Linked DNA regions of Homo sapiens: region 1 is linked to region 2. Evidence: read pairs that join two places in POLR2A ChIA-PET (ENCODE). Cell type or tissue: PC-9. All regions are shown on one strand. Links, peaks and the distances in the headings refer to the core of each region. The heading gives the core; the rest is flanking DNA. Region 1 overlaps APC2 (APC regulator of Wnt signaling pathway 2). Region 2 holds the start of MBD3 (methyl-CpG binding domain protein 3).

Region 1 (8,000 bases), core at 1-8,000, 140 kb before region 2:
GTCTGTCGCCCTCTCTGGCTGTGAGCCTGGGGGTGCTGGGCTGGCCAGTCGGCTTGCTGGGTTAGGCTGTCCCAGCTGTCTGTGTGTTTGTCCGGCTGTCAGGATGTGTCCTGGGGGCTGGGAAGGAGAGGCCGACCCATCGTCTGTCGGTCGACTGGTCAGTTGGACGTTCAGCTGTCTGTACGTCTGTCTGCTGGCCCCTCTGTCTCCCCTTGGGGCCACCTCTCACTCCACCTGCCCCTCTGCGCCCCGGATTGCCTGGCCACCACCACGTGGGCCTGTACTTGTCCACACCAGTGACTCCTGCCTGAGACCCCCCCCAACCCAGGATCAGGCAGGACGGCTGGGGCTTAGGTCAGGGGCCGTCTGTCCGGAAGGCATCACCGCGCCCTCCCCAGACCATCAGCTGAACCCTCTGACCCTGTGATCCCAGACGCTGCAGGAGCTGAAGATGGCGAGCTCCGTGGCGCCCTACGAGCAGCTGGTGAGGCAGGTGGAGGCCTTGAAGGCTGAGAACAGCCACCTGAGGCAGGAGCTAAGGGACAACTCCAGCCACCTGTCCAAGCTGGAGACAGAGACGTCGGGCATGAAGGTGGGGGCCTACATGGAGGAGGTGGGCTAGGGTCCCGGGGTGGTGCCCCCCGGCAGCCCAGTGCAGTGGCTGATGGCTTCCCGCCCTCTTTCCCGCCCCTGCAGGAGGTCCTGAAGCACCTACAGGGAAAACTGGAGCAGGAGGCCCGAGTGCTGGTGTCCTCGGGGCAGACGGAGGTGCTGGAGCAGCTGAAGGGTGAGCGGTGGGGCCACCCGCAGAGGGAGTGGGGGAGGCTGGGGGGAAAGGCAGGCAGGGCCGCTGACCTCCGCCCTGTCCCCGCCCATCCAGCCCTACAGATGGACATCACCAGCCTGTACAACCTCAAGTTCCAGCCGCCCACCCTGGGCCCGGAGCCTGCCGCCCGGACCCCCGAGGGCAGCCCAGTACACGGCTCCGGGCCCTCCAAGGACAGCTTTGGGGAGCTGAGCCGGGCCACCATCCGGCTGCTGGAGGAACTGGACCGGGAACGGTGAGTGGGCGTGGGAACCCAGCCTCGGGCAGCTGGAGCATGACTCGGTCCCCAGCGGGCTCTGCCCTCTAATTCGCCCACCCGCATATGTCTCTGCCCACACCTCACACGCCCCACCCACTTGCATATGGCACTGCCCACCGAACAACCCCGCCCACCTCGGAGCTTCGTCCCCACGTGGCCTCCCTCCCCCTCCCCAGCCCGGCTGACCTCTGCTGGAGTTCAGAGAGGATGGGGGACGTTCCTGGCTGAGGGAAAGGCTCCTTGGAGACGTCCCCAGGGGTCCGAGACACGCAGGCGTCGCCAGGGACCGGGCTGTGTCCGGTGCCAGGGCTCAGCCAGGCCTGGAGCCAGGCGGGCTCAAAGCCGTCTTTGTAGAGAGCTGTGGCCCAAGAAGCGTGGGCTCAGGGCCAGCAGAGGGAGGCAGGGTCTGGGCACCCTGTGCAGCTGGGAGGGGTCATGTGGGGTCAGATGGGGCCATTGAAGAGCAGCGTGGGGTTGTCTGTGCTCTGCTGTGGGACCTCACTCAGCTCCCCTAAACCCTCCCAGCCTAAGACTCCTGCCCTGTAAAATCGGAATGGCCGTGTCTCCCATGAGGTTAAGGGAAACCTCTGTTGCACCTGGAGCACTTTGAGCCTGAAGCTACCTTGTAAGCTGGAGGGAGGTTAGCAAGTATGGGAGAAGTGTTAGAGGCAGGACAGCCTCCCTCAGTCTTTCTTCAAGGAGGAGAATTTCCAAAGGAATTGCTTTCTCTTTTTTTTTTTTTTGTTTAGTACATATAGTTTGAAACAGGGTCTCACTCTGTCACCCAGGCTGGAGTGCAGTGGTATGATCATCGCTCACTGCAGCCTCGAACTCCTGGGTTCAGGTGATTCTCCCACCTCAGCCTCCCATGTCAGGGAGTAGCTGAGACCACAGGTGCGCACCATCATGCCTGGCTAATCTTTTGTACTTTTTTTTTTTTTTTTTTGAGACGGAGTCTCGCTCTGTCGCCCAAGCTGGAGTGCAGTGGCGCGATCTCGGCTCACTGCAAGCTCCGCCTCCCGGGTTCACACCATTCTCCCACCTCAGCCTCCCGAGTAGCTGGGACTACAGGCACCCGCCACCACGCCCGGCTAATTTTGTTTTCGTATTGTTAGCAGAGACGGGGTTTCACCGTGTTAGCCAGGATGGTCTCGATCTCCTGACCTCGTGATCCGCCTGCCTCAGCCTCTCAAAGTGCTGGGATTACAGGCGTGAGCCACCGCGCCCGGCCGGCTATTTTTATATTTTTTATTTTTATTTTTTCCTTTTTAGAGAGGGGGTCTCGCTATGTTGCCCAGACTGTTTTCTCTCCTTTAATTTTTTTGCATCCCCCAGTTAATTTCAATACCCACCCCCCCCCCCTTACCCTAGCTCGGGGAGTGCCACGGGAGAGACCTTGCCATGTTGCCTGTTAACCTTGGCATACAGTAAGCGCTAACAAGTGATTACAAATATCAAAATAAACACACACGGCGCCGCCCTCTGAGCCCGCCCCCGCTGACTTGCTCCCCAGGTGTTTCCTGCTGAATGAGATTGAGAAGGAGGAGAAGGAGAAGCTCTGGTACTACTCTCAGCTGCAGGGCCTGTCCAAGCGCCTGGACGAGCTGCCGCACGTGGAGACGGTGAGCCGGCCGGGGAGCCAGGGGGCAGCGCGCCCGCCCCACTCAGGGTGCGGGAAGCGGCGTGGGGGAGGAACGGGGCCTGGCCCGGGCGCCCCTCACCGTGGCCCGCCCGCCTGCCTTTGCCAGCAGTTCTCGATGCAGATGGACCTGATCCGGCAGCAGCTTGAGTTCGAGGCCCAGCACATCCGCTCGCTGATGGAGGAGCGCTTCGGCACCTCGGACGAGATGGTGCAGCGGGCACAGGTGCGGCGGTGGGCGGGGTGGCGCGGCGGTAGGCGGGGCCCTGCGCCAGTGGGCAAATCAGAGTGCAGATATTATGGGCGGGGTCTGGGGTAATGGGAGGAGTCTTATGCCTCCTGGGTTGGGGGGCGCGGGTTCTGGTTCAGGAGGCGGGGCCAGAAGCTGGAGGTGTTGGTGGGTGGAGTCAGGAGGCTCAGAGCCTGAGCACAAGGGCGGTGGGGTGCGACAGTGGAAGGTGGCATGGCCTGTGGGCAGGGCCAGATCAGCAGGTGGGTGGGGCCTAGAAGGACGAGGTCTAGGTTCTGGGTGGAGCCCAAATGGGAAGTGGGAGGAGTCAGAGCCTGGGATGGACTAAAGGCGGGGTTTAGACAGTGGGTGGGGTCATATCTTAGGAGGCGGGGCTTAGGGAGCTGGCAGGGCTGGATCAGGGAGAAGGCAGAGGTAGGGTCAGGGCCTGGGGCGGGGTTATCAGGAAGAGGCGGGGTCAGAGCCCAGGGTGGGGTCATCCCAGGGAGAGGCGGGGTCAGAGCCGGGGGCGGGGTCAGCTCCAGCACTTGCCCTCGTGTGGTCCTGAGCAGATCCGCGCCTCGCGCCTGGAGCAGATTGACAAGGAGCTGCTGGAGGCGCAGGACCGAGTGCAGCAGACGGAGCCCCAGGTACCGGGTGGGGCAGAGCCAGGGACCAGGGGTGGTGTCGGCCCAGGCAGAACGGGGCTCCTCGAGTTCTGCCCGCCCCCGCCCACATCATCACGGGTGAGCAGACTGGGTGCTCTGGGACTGTACCCCCGACCCTGGTGCTCTCCCTGCAGGCCTTGCTGGCGGTGAAGTCGGTGCCGGTGGACGAGGACCCCGAGACAGAGGTCCCCACACACCCTGAGGATGGCACCCCTCAGCCGGGCAACAGCAAGGTGAGGGGGAGGGTGAAACGGGGGCTGGCGCAGCTGTCTGGGCTGGAAGGGGGATCAGGTCTGCATCCTCGCCAGTGGTGGTGCCCTCCCATGCCTCCATCCAGCACCCCCTCGGGTGTAGGAAGGCCCCTCTGGCGTGCAGCTCATGCAGAAGCTGCGGGCCTGGCGAGGTGGATGGGGAAATACGTCCCGTAGCGGGGGCTAAGTGGGGCACCATAGACGTCCCCGTGGAGTCCCTTGGCTCTGCGCGGCCACCCTAGGAATGCCAGGTGAGGGGGGCCAGCCTCCCCGAAGCACGTGTGCAGCCTCCTAGCGTCCCCTCATCTGTCCCCCAGGTGGGCGTGGGGCTGCCCTTGGGGACGGGGCAGGGGTCACAGGGCTCCGACCGGGTTTCCAGGTGTGCGGGGGGCAGGTGAGGGACCCCACCCTGACCCTGCCCTCCCCCCAGGTGGAGGTGGTCTTCTGGCTGTTGTCCATGTTGGCGACGCGCGACCAGGAGGATACAGCGCGCACGCTGCTGGCCATGTCCAGCTCGCCCGAGAGCTGCGTGGCCATGCGCCGCTCGGGCTGTCTGCCTCTGCTGCTGCAAATCCTCCACGGCACCGAGGCCGCGGCCGGGGGTCGCGCCGGGGCCCCAGGGGCACCGGGCGCCAAGGACGCACGCATGCGCGCCAACGCGGCGCTGCACAACATCGTCTTCTCGCAGCCGGACCAGGGCCTGGCGCGCAAGGAGATGCGCGTCCTGCACGTGCTGGAGCAGATCCGGGCCTACTGCGAGACCTGCTGGGACTGGCTGCAGGCCCGAGACGGCGGGCCCGAGGGAGGTGGCGCCGGCAGCGGTGAGTGCCTGGCCTGGTGGGCCCCCTCCGCGCAATTAACGTGCAGCTAGGGCTTCCCGGGGGATGGGCGACTAGGACCTCCAGCCTTTGCTGCCTGCCTTCTGGCGTTGGAGGCTGCAGTACCAGGCTCCGGCCGAGGCCTGTGGGGGCATTTGACGTTGGGAAAAGACCCGCCCATGATCGTACCTGGCGCAGAGTAAACGCTCGGGAAGTCGCTGAATGCATGGATGGATCGTGGGTAACTCTGGAAAGTTGGGTGCAGACTTTGAGATTCTTTTTTTGCAGTTGATCGCAAAGTTAATATGGGGGCCGGGCGCTGTGACTCACACCTGTGATCCCAGCACTTTGGAAGGCAGAAGCAGGAGAATTGCTTGAGCCCAGGAATTTGGGGCTGCAGTGAGCTGAGATCATGCTACTGCACTCCAGTCTGGACAACAGAGCGAGACCCTGTCTCGTCAGTTTTATTTTTAAAAAGGGCAGAAGCACAGCTGAAAGGTGTGGTGCTCCAGGAACTACCTCGCCTCCCTTCCCAAGGCTGAGTGAGAGAGGCCACCCCATCATCCCATCTTAGAGAGGCTGGGAAAGGAAGTCCCAACTTTGCAGCCATTTGCAAAGCTCCCGGGATCCTTCAGGCCTGGGGCGGGCGGGTTGCGGGACCTTCGGGAGTCACCTGGGACATTTCCTGGGAATGGGGGCTCTGATCTGGTCCCTGTGCCCACAGCCCCGATCCCCATCGAGCCGCAGATCTGCCAGGCCACCTGTGCTGTTATGAAGCTGTCCTTTGATGAGGAGTACCGCCGTGCCATGAACGAGCTAGGTGAGTGTCCCAGGTCCTCTGGGAAGCCATCCTCCAGCCCCCGAACAGGTGGTGGCTCCTCGGCCGCTAAAGGGACACAGGCTGGGTCATCTGAGCTTGGGCTGGGGATTGGAGCCCGGAGAGGGACAGACTCCCTGGAGTCACATAGCACCTCTCATGAGTGGACCGTCACCCTGGGCCCTCTGTCCCCATGAGCTGCGTGTGGCCTCCCGATCTGGTCTGAGGCTTCGGGGGTGACTTTCAGCCCTAAGTTCCCTGGGGCTCAGAACAGGGAACGGACCAGAAGGGCAAAGATAGATAGAAGACAGGCCCAGAATTGGAACTGTAGGGGGTGTTTTACGTTTGAGGACATTGCAACATCTTCTCTTTGTCAATATAAAAAGTAATTGAGGCCGGGCGAGGCTGCTCATACCTGTAATCCCAGCAGTTTGGGAGGCCAAGGCAGGAGGATGACTTTAGCTCAGAAGTTCGAGACCAGGCTGGGCAAAAATAGTGAGACCCCATCACTACAAAAAAAAAATTAGTCCCAGCTACTGGGGAGGCTGAGGTGGGAGGATCTCTTGAGCCCAGGAGGTTAAAGGTGCAAGGAGCTATGATCATGCCACCACACTCCAGACTGGGCAACAGAGCCAGACCCTGTCTCAAAAAGAAAAGTCTTGCTGTAACTTTTTTTTGAGACAGAGTCTCACTCTGTTGCCCAGGCTGGAGTGCAGTGGTACAATCTCAGCTCACTGCAAACTCCACCTCCGAGTAGCTGGGATTACAGGTGCCCGCCCCCACACCTGACTAATTTTTGTATTTTTAGTAGAGACGGGGTTTCACCGTGTTGCTCAGGCTGGTCTCAAACTCCTGGCCTCGGGTGATCCGCCCACCTCGGCCTCCCAAAGTGCCGGGATTACAGGCGCGAGCCACCACGCCCGGCCACTTTACATCTTCAAACTCTGTCCCGGTGAAACATTTCCTGCTCATCCTGTCCCCAGCCCCTGGCACCCACCCCCATCCTACTTTCTGTCTCTGTGAATCTGATGGAGCTAGGGACATCCTAGGAGTGGAATCACACAGGATTTGTCATTTTATGCCTGGCGTCTCCCACTGAGCGTGACATCCTCAAGGTGCACCTACGCCATAGTCTGTTTGTTTCAGAGCCTCATTCCTTTTGAGACAGACAGGGTCTTGCTCTGTTGCCCATGCTGGAGTGCAGTGGCGCCATCTCGGCTCACTGCAACCTCTGCCTCCCGGGTTTAAGCGATTCTCCTGCCTCAGCCTCCCAAAGTGCTGGAGTTGCAGGCAGAAGGAGCCACCACACCCGGCCAAAGCCTGGCTCCCTTCTGAGGCTGCGTGACATCCCATCGTGTGCACAGGGCACGCTGGGCTGACCCACTTGTCCTCCTATGGATGCTCTAGCTGCCCCCCACTCCTGGCTCTGTGAATCGTGCTGTGGTGAACCTGGATGTACGCGTTTCAGGCTGGAAGTTTTCTGAGATATGTCCCTAACTCACTTCCCCAAAGGGTGTCTCCACTGACCCACTCCTGCTCTGAGAACAGTCACATTTGCCTCTGTTGTCTTTGAAGAGGGAGAAAAGTGTTTTGGTGACAAGTCCTCCTCTCCCTCTGACTCACAGGCGCCATCTCCCCGTTGATTTCCCCCTTTTGTAATGGGGAAGCGGGGCGAGTGAAGAGGGTGGGTGTGGCCGTCACCCATCCCTACAGCCCTGTCTGTGCTGGGGATGCTGCTCTCCATCTGATGGTCTTGGGGTGTATTATTAGAGGACTCAGGGGGCCTTCCCCGAGGCACCTATCAAACAGGGCAGGGAAGAACATTCCAGGCTGAGGGAACAACAGGTGCAGAGGCCCAGTGGCTGGAGGAAGCGTGAGCCAGGACCGAGGGCTGACAGGAGGCGGGGGTGGCAGTCACAGGGCACTGGGGGTACCCCTGTGGGTCTGGCAGCAGGGTGAGGCCATACCGGCTCCTGGAGGAGGTCTCAGACTTGGGCCTGGAAGGGGAACTTGAGGGCAGGTCTGGGGCATAGGGAGGGCCTCTGGGCAAGGGAGTGAGGTGGGGCGCTGGGCAGCAGGCAGGGTCATCCCTGCCACCCACCAACCTTGTTGGGTCCTCACAGGTGGGCTGCAGGCCGTGGCAGAGCTGCTGCAGGTTGACTATGAGATGCACAAGATGACCCGGGACCCGCTGAACCTGGCGCTGCGCCGCTACGCGGGCATGACCCTCACCAACCTCACCTTTGGGGACGTTGCCAACAAGGTGCCCGGGGGCAGTGGGTGGGCTGGCACTTTCCTCATCCAGTCTTCCAGGGACTGAGCCTCCTTCCAACTCATCCCAGCCTCGAAACAGCCCTGAGAGCTGGGGCCACTTGTCCCCAACTTACAGACGGGTAGACTGAGGCCCAGAGAGTGCGGTGTGGGGGGACGGGAGCGCGTGCTGAACCTCCCCACCTGGCGGTGTCCTCACGCCCACCCTGTTGCTGCCTCTGC
Region 2 (10,463 bases), core at 1-8,000:
TCAGGGTGATGAGAATGTTCTGGAATTAGATAGCGGTGATGGTTGCACAACTTTGTCAATGTACTAAAAACCACTGGGGGCCGGGTGTGGTGGCTCAGGCCTGTAATCCCAGCACTTTGGGAGGCTGAGGTGCTGGGGTCAGGAGTTCGAGACCAGTCTGGCCAACATGGCGAAACCCCTTCTCTACTAAAAATACAAAAATTAGCCGGGCATGGTGGCAGACGCCTGTAATCCCAGCTACTCGGGAGGCTGAGGCAGAAGAATCGCTTGAACCCGGGAGGTGGAGGTTGCAGTGGGCTGGGATTGCGTCACTGCACTGTGGCCTGGGCCAAGAGTGAAACTCCATCTCCAAAAAAAAACCCCACTGAATTGTACATTTCTAAAAAGTGGCTTTGGCCAGGCAGTGGCTCATGCCTGTAATCCCAGCACTTTGGGAGGCTGAGGCGGGTTAACTGCTTGAGTCCAGGAATTCGAGACCAGTCTAGTCTAGGCAACACAGCAAAACCCCATCTCTATAAAAATAAGCCAGGTATGGTGGCACGTGCCTGTAATTCCCACTACTTGGGAGGCTGAGCTGAGAGGGTCGCCTGAGCCTGGGAGGTCAAGAATGCGTAAGCCGTGATTGTACCACTGCACTCCAGCCTGGGTGAGACCCTGTCTCAAAGAAAAAAAACAAAAAAGGTAGCTTTTGTGGAATGTGAATTATATCTCAATTTTAAATAAAGGTTATGCCCATCTATTGACACAAAATGATGTCCCTGAGATTTTATTCAATGAAAAAAGAACAGCCTTGATAAAACCACACGTATAGAAAAAAGTGGGCAACATGGCCTGAACTCTCCCCAGGCACCCCCAACAGAAAACGCAGTCTGGGAGCCTGCAGCCTCAGATGAAGGGCTGGGTTGAGGCCCCAGACCTGCAGAGGGCGGCTCTGGGCTGCCTGGCTTCACCCTCTGCAGAGAAACCTGAAATCTCTAGCCTGTAGAGGAGCTTCTCCCTGCTTTTCTCCACTGCTAGACCCTCATGCTCAGGGCCAGGGCCCAGAGTGGGAATGAGAGAGGTGGGGTGATGACAGCCTCAGGATACTCCGCTCAAGCTGGCCTTGGTTCTAGCTCCCAAGCTGCAGCCACCTCTTAGGGGGTTCCTGCTGCCTGGACGCCTCTCCCTGTCACTCAATGTCACGTCCTCAGAGAAGCCCTCCCTGACCCCAGTCTCATTCAGGCCCCGTCATCTGCCCTCCCAGATTTCAGCATGTGTCACTGCAGATCTCAGGACGTGTACAGGGTTCCAGCTCATAAGGGTACACATTTGGGGACCAAGTTTCCCCTCTCTTGCTGTCCTCCAACTTTCCAGGAACCAGTCCCTGAGCTCCTCCTGCAGGACGAGGCCCCACACATTGCTTCTGATCACAGCCATCCTTTCCCCGCTCACTTTTCTCACTTTATCTCCCCAAACCGGGACAGTCAAGAACCACAGAGGACCGAAGTGCACAGTGGACGGAGCGGTCGTTCTGCCCCTCCTTGGCTCGTGGAAACCACCCGCCCTCACCTGGGCGGTCTCCTGCCCACGACCCCGAGCTGTGGGAAAAAGGGGGACCAGCCGCACACCCCCCTTTACCCAGGTGCTCGGCACATGGCAGGCGTCCTCCGCTTTCCCCTCCTGGGGGACCTGAAGGCGCCACGGGACACTGAACCAAGGGGAGGGCGCAATCAAAGCTGGCCCAGAATCAAAAGCATCTTTCCCGAGCCAGGAAAAAAAAAAAAAAGAGGACAAACAGCAGGTGGCCGACTGTCTGGGACTTGGCTGCAGCAGGCGACTAAGTCTTTGTTCCACGGAGGGGGTTCCCTGCGACCTTTCAGAGCAGCGCCTTGTTCCAATTTGGGGACGGGGGGGTCTCTGAAAGCCTTCCACCACCAGTAACATCCACGCAAAGACTACCGTTAGGTGGGCTCGGAAAGTCGAAAGCCTCAGGTCTCCACCCTGAGGGGGCCACGACCCAAGAGGACCAGAGGCCTCGGAAGGAGTCAAGGGGAATACCTTTAAAAAAAGCAACGCTGCGTGGGAGACCAGTCACCCTGAGGCGCTTATTCCCAGGACTGGGGCGAGCCCAAGAACCCGTATTTTCACGCACGCCCTCCCCGATCCGCCCATGAGCCCTGCTCCCCGAAATCCCGGCTGGCCACCCCCTCGGGCTCCGCGCCACCCCAGGAGCGCCCCAAGAAGGCACCCCCTGCGTCTCACGGGAACCAAAGGGACAGCCCACCCTCCACCCCTGCCCCCCGGTAGCATCTGGCCGCCGCCAGGCGCCCCTGGCCCAGCGCGCACGAACAAAGGCCGCAGTCGCCGTCCGGCAGCCAGTCCCTGAACGGCCGGCCGAAAGCCATGCGGCCCAACAAGCGGCGCACGCGCACTGGGCCTCCGCGCGCCGGGCGCACACGCACGCAAGACGCACGCACGCACGCACGACGCACGCGCGGGGCCCAGGCCGCGGCCCGGGGCAGGGGCGCCGAGGCCGCCGCAGAGGCCGCTGGGAGGAGCCCGTTGAGGCCCTGCGCGGCCGGCGCGCTCATTCACCTATAGTAAAAGACATCCCTGTGGCCGGCCGACAGCCCCGACCTTCTGGGCACTTCTTCCCTCTCCCAGCCCTGCGGGAGCGCCGGGCACTCCCACCTCTTCCGCTCCATTGCGCCCGGCTCCTCGGCCCGCCGCCGGGCCCGCCGCCGCCGCCCGGACCCCCACTCGCCGCCGCCGCCTCAGCTGCCTCCGCTGCCGCTGCCGCCGCCGCCACTTGCCGCGGCTGTTCCGGCCCGCGGGCCCCCGCCCTCCGCCCCCAGCCGGGCGCGCGCCGGCTTTGCCGCCCTTTCGGCCCCCTCCCCGCGCTCGCCAGCCCCCGCTCGGGGGGCCCGCTCCGCCCACCCGCCCGCGCGGGGCCCCGCGCTGCGCAGCCGCGGCGCCATGCCCCCGCCCCTCTACGGCCCCGCCAATCAGCGCGCTGGGAGGGGGCGGGGCCTTAAGTGGCGTGCGCGCCTGCGCGCTGTGCCTTGCGAGCTGCCAGTGCCCAGCAGCTGTGCCCGGAGTCCGCGCGGCTCCTTTTACTGTGCCCTGTCTCTGCCGGCCGCCTGGTGCGCGTGCGCGGGGACATGCTTTCGGACTAGTGGGGTCCTTTCCTCCGACCTTTCTCCAGCCCAAGTCTTGGGGACTCTGGCCCAGTGACTGGACCTCGACTTCCCCGCCCTCCTGGTCTCCCAGCTTCCGAGCTTTTTACGAGCGTCCAAATCTGGGGGACTTCCCCCGTGACCACCCCTTCCACGCCCCCAAGTTCCCTCCAGTAGCTTTTTTTTTTTTGAGACGGGGTCTCTGTCACCCAGGCTGGAGTGCAGAGGCGCGATCTTGGCTCACTGTAGCCTCCGCCTCCCGGGTTCAAGTTGTTATGCCTCAGCCTCCCAAGTAGCTGGTTCCACGGACGGCTAATTTTTGTAGTTTTAGTAGAGACGGGATTTCACCATGTTGGCCAGGCTGGACTCGAACTCCTTACTTCAGGTGATCAGCCCACTTCGGCCTCCCAAAGCGCTGGGATTACAGGCGTGAGCCACTGCGCCCCGTCCAGCTGCTTTTTGAACCCTCAAAATCCAGGAATCTGAGCACCCCCCCCCAGCTCCCCGACCACCCCCTGCACCTTAGTCCAGCCACCATCTCTGGCCGGGAGAGTTCCAGGACCTTCCTGCGGAATCGCCCACCCCCTGTTGTCTCCCCTTAACCCCTTCCCCAGCCAGCCAGAGGGATCCTGAAATGGAAACGGGTGGGCTGCCCCCCATCAGTTCCCCCTGACAGCGTCGCTCCCAAGGCTAGGGCTGGGCGGGCCTGCACAGGTGTTCAAGGACTGAGTCTAGCTGCTGTGCTCCCCTGCCTCCAGCTGGAGAAACTGTCCTGGTTCTAAGGACTCTTTTGTTGACATTGGGTCCACCCGATCTGGGATGCTTTCCCATCTGAAGATCTCGTCCCATTTTCAAAGTCCCTTTAGCTGCAGGTTCCAGGGAGTAGGACAGGCACATTCATTTATTGATTGATTGACTGACTGATGGAGACAGAGTCTTGCTCTGTTGCCCAGGCTCGAGTGCAATGGCGTGATCTCGGCTCACTGCAACCTCCACCTCCCGGGTTCAAGTAATTCTCCTGCCTCAGCCTCCCAAGTAGCTGGGACTACAGGCGCCCACCACCATGCCCGGCTAATTTTTTTGAATTTTTAGAAGAGATGGGATTTGACCTTGTTGGCCAGCTGGTTTCGAACTCCTGACCTCAAGTGATCCGCCCACCTCGGCCTCCCTAAGTGCTGGGGTTCCAGGTGTGAGCCACAGCGGCCGACGGAACGGGCACATTTTCGGGATGTTGTGCTGACCACAGAAGCACTGAATAAATCAGGATGGATGGGTGGATGATGGTCGGATGCCCCGCTCACCCCACCTCGTCGTGAGGTGAGGTGAGGTGTGAGACAGCCAGCTCTGTCTCCCGAGAAGCTCAGGAGCTGGTTACTGGCCTGAGACCGAGGCCCCATGGCATTGGGCTGCCATGGAAGAATCAGTGCTCCCAAGGAGACAGGAAAGTCTATGCTGTGGACTCAAAGCCAGGCAGTTACACCCCAGAACCAGCCGTGGTACCTGACTAGGGCAGCCAGAGCAAGGCCTGCCCCCATGCAAGGGAGATGATAATTATGTTTTGAGACAGGGTTTCACTTTGTTGCCTAGGCTGGAGTGCAGTGGCGTGATCTTGGCTCACTGTAACCTCCTGAGCTCAAGCAATGTGCCTGCCTCAGCCTCCCAAAGTGCTGGGATCACAGGCGCCAGCCACCACGCCCGGCTGGGAGATTATTATTATTTTTTTAATTTAATTATTTGTGTTTTTTTTGAGACGGAGTTTCGCTCTTGTTGCTCAGGCTGGAGTGCAGCGGCGCGATCTCGGCTCACTGCAGCCTCCGCCTCCCGAGTTCAAGCGATTCTCCTGCCTCAGCCTTCCAAGTAGCTGGGATTACTTGACTAGGGCAGCCAGTGCAAGGCCTGCCCCCATGCAAGGGAGATGATTATTATGGTGGCACCCGCCACCATGCCCGGCTAATTTTGTATTTTTAGTGGAGACGGGGTTTCTCCATGTTGGTCAGGCTGGTCTCAAACTCCCGACCTCAGGTGATCCGCCTGCCTTGGCCTCCCAGAGTCCTGGGATTATAGGCGTGAGCCACCGCGCCCGGCCAAGATTATTTTTAAAATTGGGCTATGATTGTGACAATGCACTCCAGCCTGGGTGGTAGAGCGAGACCTTGTCTAAAATAAGTAAGTCAATAAAATAGTCTTTAAAATGGCCAATTCCAGGCTGGGCGCAGTGGCTGCATACCAGTGTGAATGTATTAAAGCACTGCATTGCACACCTGAAAATGGTTAATTTTATGTTATGTGAATTTCACCTCAATAACAAAAAAAGTGACCCGGGACATATCATGTGCACACAGGAGCCCATTTGGAAGGGGTCACGATGGCCAAACAGAGAGGACAACTTGAGCAACAAAATTAAAGTTTATAAAGGATTTATAGTCTGTAGAAAAAATGTCATCAAGGCCGGGTGTGGTGGCTCATGCCTGTAATCCCAGCACTTTGGGAGGCCAAGGCGGGTGGATCATGAGGTCAGGAGATAGAGACCATCCTGGCTAACACGGTGAAACCCCGTGTCTACTAAAAAATACAAAAAATTAGCTGGGCTTGGTGGCGGGCGCCTGTAGTCCCAGCTACTCGGGAGGCTGAGGCAGGAGAATCGCTTGAACCTGGGAGGCAGAGGTTGCAGTGAGCTGAGATCGCGCCACTGCACTCCAGCCTGGGCGACAGATCGAGACTCTGTCTCAAAAAAAAAAAAAAGGAAAAAGAAAAAATGTCCTCGAGTGGATGCTGGTAGAAATAAATGACTGAATAAATGGCTGATGGGACCACGAGACTGCTCCTCTTTACAGTGGAGTCCAGTGACTCACTGTGGCAACAAACACAGGACCCCATCCGCCAGTCTGGCTCCTGTCACCTCCTGGGCTGGCGAGGGCCTCAGTGCCACCATGCTGAAGTCTCTGCCTTCCCTTTCGGGACTTAAGTACCAGGACAGCAGATACAGAAATAGGCAGGGGAAGCTCACTGCTACTGGGGTCTGGTAACCTACAGATTCAGGGCTCAAGTCACACAATTTCTTTTTTGAGACAGGGTCTCACTCTGCCACCCAGTCTGGAGTGCAGTGGCACAATCACGGCTCACCACAGCCTCAAACTTCTGGGCTCCAGCAATCCTCTCACTGTGGCCTCCCAAAGTACTGGGATTACAGGTGTGGGCCACTACACTTAGCCTGCAGACAATTTTTTTTTTTAAATTTTTATATATTTTTTGAGACAGAGTCTGGCTCTGTCACCCAGACTGGAGTGCAGTGGTGCGTGAGCCACCACGCACAGACCCCTGGCCAATGTTTTTTTAAAAATCAGAACAAAATCTGGCCGGGCACAGTGGCTCCCGCCTGTAATCCCAGCACTTTGGGAGGCTGAGGTGGGCAGATCACCTGAGGTCATTTCAAGACTAGCCTGGCCAACATGGCAAAACCCCATCTCTACTAAAAATACAAAAATTAGCAGGGCGTGGTGGCAGGCACCTGTAATCCCAGCTACTCGGGAGGCTGAGGCAGAAGAATCGCTTGAACCCTGAAGGCAGAGGTTGCAGTGAGCCAAGATCATGCCACTGCACTCCAACCTGGGTGACACAGTAAGATTCCATCTCCAAAAATAAATAAATAAATAGGCTTGGTGCAGTGGCTCACAGCTGTTAATCCCAGCACTTTGGGAGGCTGAGGCAGGAGAATCGCTTGAACCCAGGAGGCGGAGGTTGCAGTGAGCCAAGAGCGTGCCACGGCACTCCAGCCTGGGCGATAGAGCAAGACTGTCTTTTAAAAAAGAATAAGTAAAATAAATTTCTGTTGGTTGAGCCATGCAAAATCTGTGGTATTTTGTTATGGCAGCCCTAGCAGACTGATATAATAGCTATTTCCATCAACACACTTATGTATGCAGACAGTATGTCTAGGATTTTTTTTTTTTTTTGAGTCTCACTCTGTTGCCCAAGCTAGAGTGCAGTGGTGCAATGTCGGCTCAGAGATTGGCAAGAGCTGGAAAAAACTGGGCAGCTGTATCAGGGAGTGTGACTTTGTACCATATTCTCTTTTTATACCTGTTCATTTTTATTTTTTCATTTTTTTTCTTTTTATCAGAGACAGGGGCCTCTTTGTTGCCCAGGTTAGTACTGAACTCCTGGTTCAAGTGATGCCCCTTCCTCAGCCTCCCAAAGTGTTGGGATTGTAGGCTGAGCCACCACTCCCAGCCTGTTCATTTTTGTATCCCTAATGTGACAGTTTGAAATGTCTACCAATTCTGATATTCTTCCCTTCAAAACACAGAACCTCATTCTCCTCCCTCTGCACGTGGGCTGGGCCTGGGGGGCTTGCTTTTGATAAACAGGCTGTGGCGGAAGTGATCACGTGAGACTTCTCAGGGTGGCTCATAGAAGCACTGTGGCTTGCTCCTTCCTCTCCCTTGGTTCACCTGCTCTGGGGAAGGCAGAGGCCATGCCGTGAGGATGCTCAAGCAGCTTCGTGTAGGGGCCCCCATGGGAAGGAACTGTGGCTGTCACCGACAGCCACGTGAGGGCACTGGCTTGGAAGTGGCTCCAGCCCCAGTTGAGCCTTCCTCAGACGAAGTGGCCTTGGCTGATGTCTTAACTGCAACCTCATGAGAGACTCTGGGCCACAACCACCCAGATACATCACTCCCAAATCCCCGACTGACACAGACTGTGAGAGAGTGAATGTTCGTTGCTTTAAGCCACTACGTGTGGGTGACTTGTTAAGGCAGCAACGGATGAACACACTGCAGATACTACTTATGAGCCATTTCAAATAGGCAGTTTCTGTCAGCCATTGGAACACTCTCCTAGACTTGCAACATTCTGGAGCTGAAAGGACGCCTGGGTCACCTGTGCCACTCCAGCTACAGTCACAGTAACCAAGCCACCAGCATGATCAACATCCGGGCACGGAGCAGGTTTCAGTGAGGTTTAATGCAACGTGCATTAAAATATCCAAGCTGTTTTCAGAAACATAAGAAGCCTGAAGCTGAGCTGTGGGTTTCCTCTTGTCCATCCTGAGGCTTGGGCTGCTCCAGATGCAGCAGGTGCTGAGGTGGGAGGAGCTAGCACCACCAGGCACCTGGAGGGAGAGCAGACGAGGCAGGGTGAGTAGAAGTGTCCCTTCCAGGCTGGGTGCAGTGGCTCACGCCTCTAATCCCAGCACTTTGGGAGGCCGAGGCGGGCGCATCACCTGAGGTCAGGAGTTTGAGACCAGCTTGATTAACATGGAGAAACCCCATCTCTGCTAAAAATACAGAATTAGCCTGGTGTGGTGGCAGATGCCTGTAATCCCAGCTCCTTGGGAGGCTGAGGCAGGAGAATCGCTTGAACCCGGGAGGTGGAGGTTGCAGTGCGCCAAGATCGCGTCATTGCGCTCCAGCCTGGGCAACAAGAGCCAAACTCTGTCTCAAAAAAAAAAAAAAAAATTAGCTGCGTGTAGTGGTGGGCACCTGTAGTCCCAGCTACTTGGGAGGCTGAGGCACAAGAATCGCTTGAACCTGGAAGGCAGAGGGTGCAGTGAGCTGAGATCGCGCCACCGTATTCCAGTCTGGCAACAGAGCGAGACTCCGTCTCAAAAAAAAAGAAACGTCCCTTCCATATGAAGCTGGCTGCGGAAGTGGCCCAGGACAGCAGCCTGGCAGGAACACCAATGCAGCACAGGCCCCGGGCTCCACGCAGTAGGGAGAAACACAGACCGGAGCAGGGCTCTGAGGCCCAGGTTCAAACAGTGGCATGGCCTCAGGCCTCAGGCCAGCACCTGGAAAATGGGGGTGTAAGAGCACGGCCACGTGGGACTGTCATGTGGGCACTGGGAAGATGCCACAGGCACTGTGGTTAAGGGGGCAGCTGGCATGCTGGAGAAACACGTGGATGCGTCCAGGGCCTCACAGGCGCTTCCAAGAGCTCATGGGGTGTCCAGCCACTGTGGGCCAGCCTCCACCTTCCCCCTCTGTCTGTAACATGGGCCCCACCCAGTTCAGGCTGCAGTGCCCACTGAGACGGAAGCAAGGTTTGCCTCAAAGACTCACTGGGATTGTCCAGAGGGAGGGCGAGGCCCACACCCCAATCACACAACCCAAGGCTGCGGGGCGGACAGTTCTGTGCCCGTGGGCCGGAGATGCCAGAAGGGGCACCCAGGGCCCCACTCTCGAATGCAGGTCTCTCCAGGGGGAGCAGTGAGGGCTGCCGCCCCGGCTCTGGGAGCCTGGAGAACCCACTCTTCGGCCACCATCCGGCCATCATGCAGTCCACCCACCGCAGCCCACTGAAACTTACCAGAGCAGTCTGTGAAGGGTTTGTGTAATTAATTATCCTTCTTAAACTTGCCATTGATGTAAGGTACCCAGTCCAGGATCAGCCGCCAATCGGTGGCCCACACCAGCCCCACGGCGCCCACAGCGCCCCATGTGTAGGCCGTCGGGACCCTGCGAGAGGAGAGGGGATGGTCAGGCCTGCTCTGGACCCTTTCTCCAAGACCCTCTCCTGCCCACCCCGGCCCCCCGTCCTGAGCGGTGATGGCTGAGGTGCGGGCCTGGCACCTGTGCCCGCCCAGTGCTGTGAGCCCTGAGGGCTGGCACCAGCAGCACAGGCCCTGCCCATGCTGCCGGCTCTCAGGAAGCCAGTAACTGCTCAAGGGGCTGCTGGGGTGGGAGTGGAGCTGGGGGGAGGCTGGGCCTGGCGCATGTGTAGGTGTTTGTAAGTTTGCAACCACCATGATGATGGGTCCGGTCTGCTGCAGTCTGCAGAAATTCATCCATCCCTGCCACAGCTGCAGGACTCAGGCAGGTGCCGCCATCACAGTCCCTGTTCCCAGGCGAGGACACCAAACAACAGACAGGGCGAGGCCCTCACCTGAGGCCACACAGCTGGCGAGGATCGAGGCCTCCGGTTCCAAGCTCATGCTCTTGCCCACCACGGCACGTGCTGTGAGAGCTCCCCTGAGTTGCCTGGGCCCAGCAGATTCTAGGAAGGCCCAGCAGATTCTAGGAAGGCCCAGCAGATTCTAGGAAGGCCCAGCAAACCCGCCTGCTGGCGTTTACGCCCTCGCACAGTATGAACTTGGGCACAGGCTTCTTTTTTTTTTTTTTTTTTTTTTTGAGACGGAGTCTTGCTCTGTCACCAAGCTGGAGTGCAGTGGCGTGATCTCGGCTCACTGCAATCTCCACCTCCCGGGTTCAAGCAATTCTCCTGCCTCAGCCTCCCGAGTAGCTGGGACTACAGGCGCCCGTCACTGCGCCTGGCTAATTTTTTGCATTTTTAGTAGAGATGGGGTTT

The links. ChIA-PET counts read pairs that join two places held together with the same protein. Peaks named below come from ENCODE experiments on the same cell type or tissue, not always from the same donor. Only the 100,000 strongest peaks of a DNase experiment are listed, where the experiment ranks them.
Region 1: POLR2A ChIA-PET joins it to region 2 with 13 read pairs; 7 of 35 experiments call an interaction of 5 or more read pairs at or near these places.

What each region holds. Positions count from the first base shown.
Region 1 is chr19:1,452,551-1,460,550 of GRCh38, forward strand. APC2 (APC regulator of Wnt signaling pathway 2) reads left to right here. Exons shown (of 15, transcript NM_005883.3): 2 at 434-592; 3 at 697-787; 4 at 881-1,061; 5 at 2,599-2,707; 6 at 2,834-2,950; 7 at 3,526-3,603; 8 at 3,756-3,854; 9 at 4,303-4,693; 10 at 5,415-5,510; 11 at 7,631-7,770. The coding sequence starts at 452. Among named protein-coding and RNA genes, the nearest start is that of APC2, 6.4 kb to the left of the region's middle. RefSeq lists enhancers at 1-93, 94-725, 726-1,358, 1,359-1,990, 3,820-4,336 and silencers at 2,774-2,853, 2,904-3,023, 3,424-3,563. In PC-9, for the core only: no CTCF peak of the experiment used is centred there; DNase peaks (open chromatin) are centred at 2,611 and 3,161; H3K4me3 peaks cover 655 bases; H3K27ac peaks cover 487 bases.
Region 2 is chr19:1,589,948-1,600,410 of GRCh38, forward strand. It overlaps MBD3 (methyl-CpG binding domain protein 3), which reads right to left and starts at 2,918. Exons shown (of 7, transcript NM_001281453.2): 1 at 2,575-2,918. The coding sequence starts at 2,684. UQCR11 (ubiquinol-cytochrome c reductase, complex III subunit XI) reads right to left here. Exons shown (of 3, transcript NM_006830.4): 2 at 9,465-9,613; 3 at 7,222-8,268. The coding sequence ends at 9,493. RefSeq lists enhancers at 942-1,931, 3,309-3,358 and silencers at 2,169-2,268, 2,409-2,708, 2,869-2,918, 2,989-3,058. In PC-9, for the core only: a CTCF peak has its summit at 889 (motif pointing right); DNase peaks (open chromatin) are centred at 2,494 and 3,064; H3K4me3 peaks cover 2,793 bases; H3K27ac peaks cover 1,284 bases.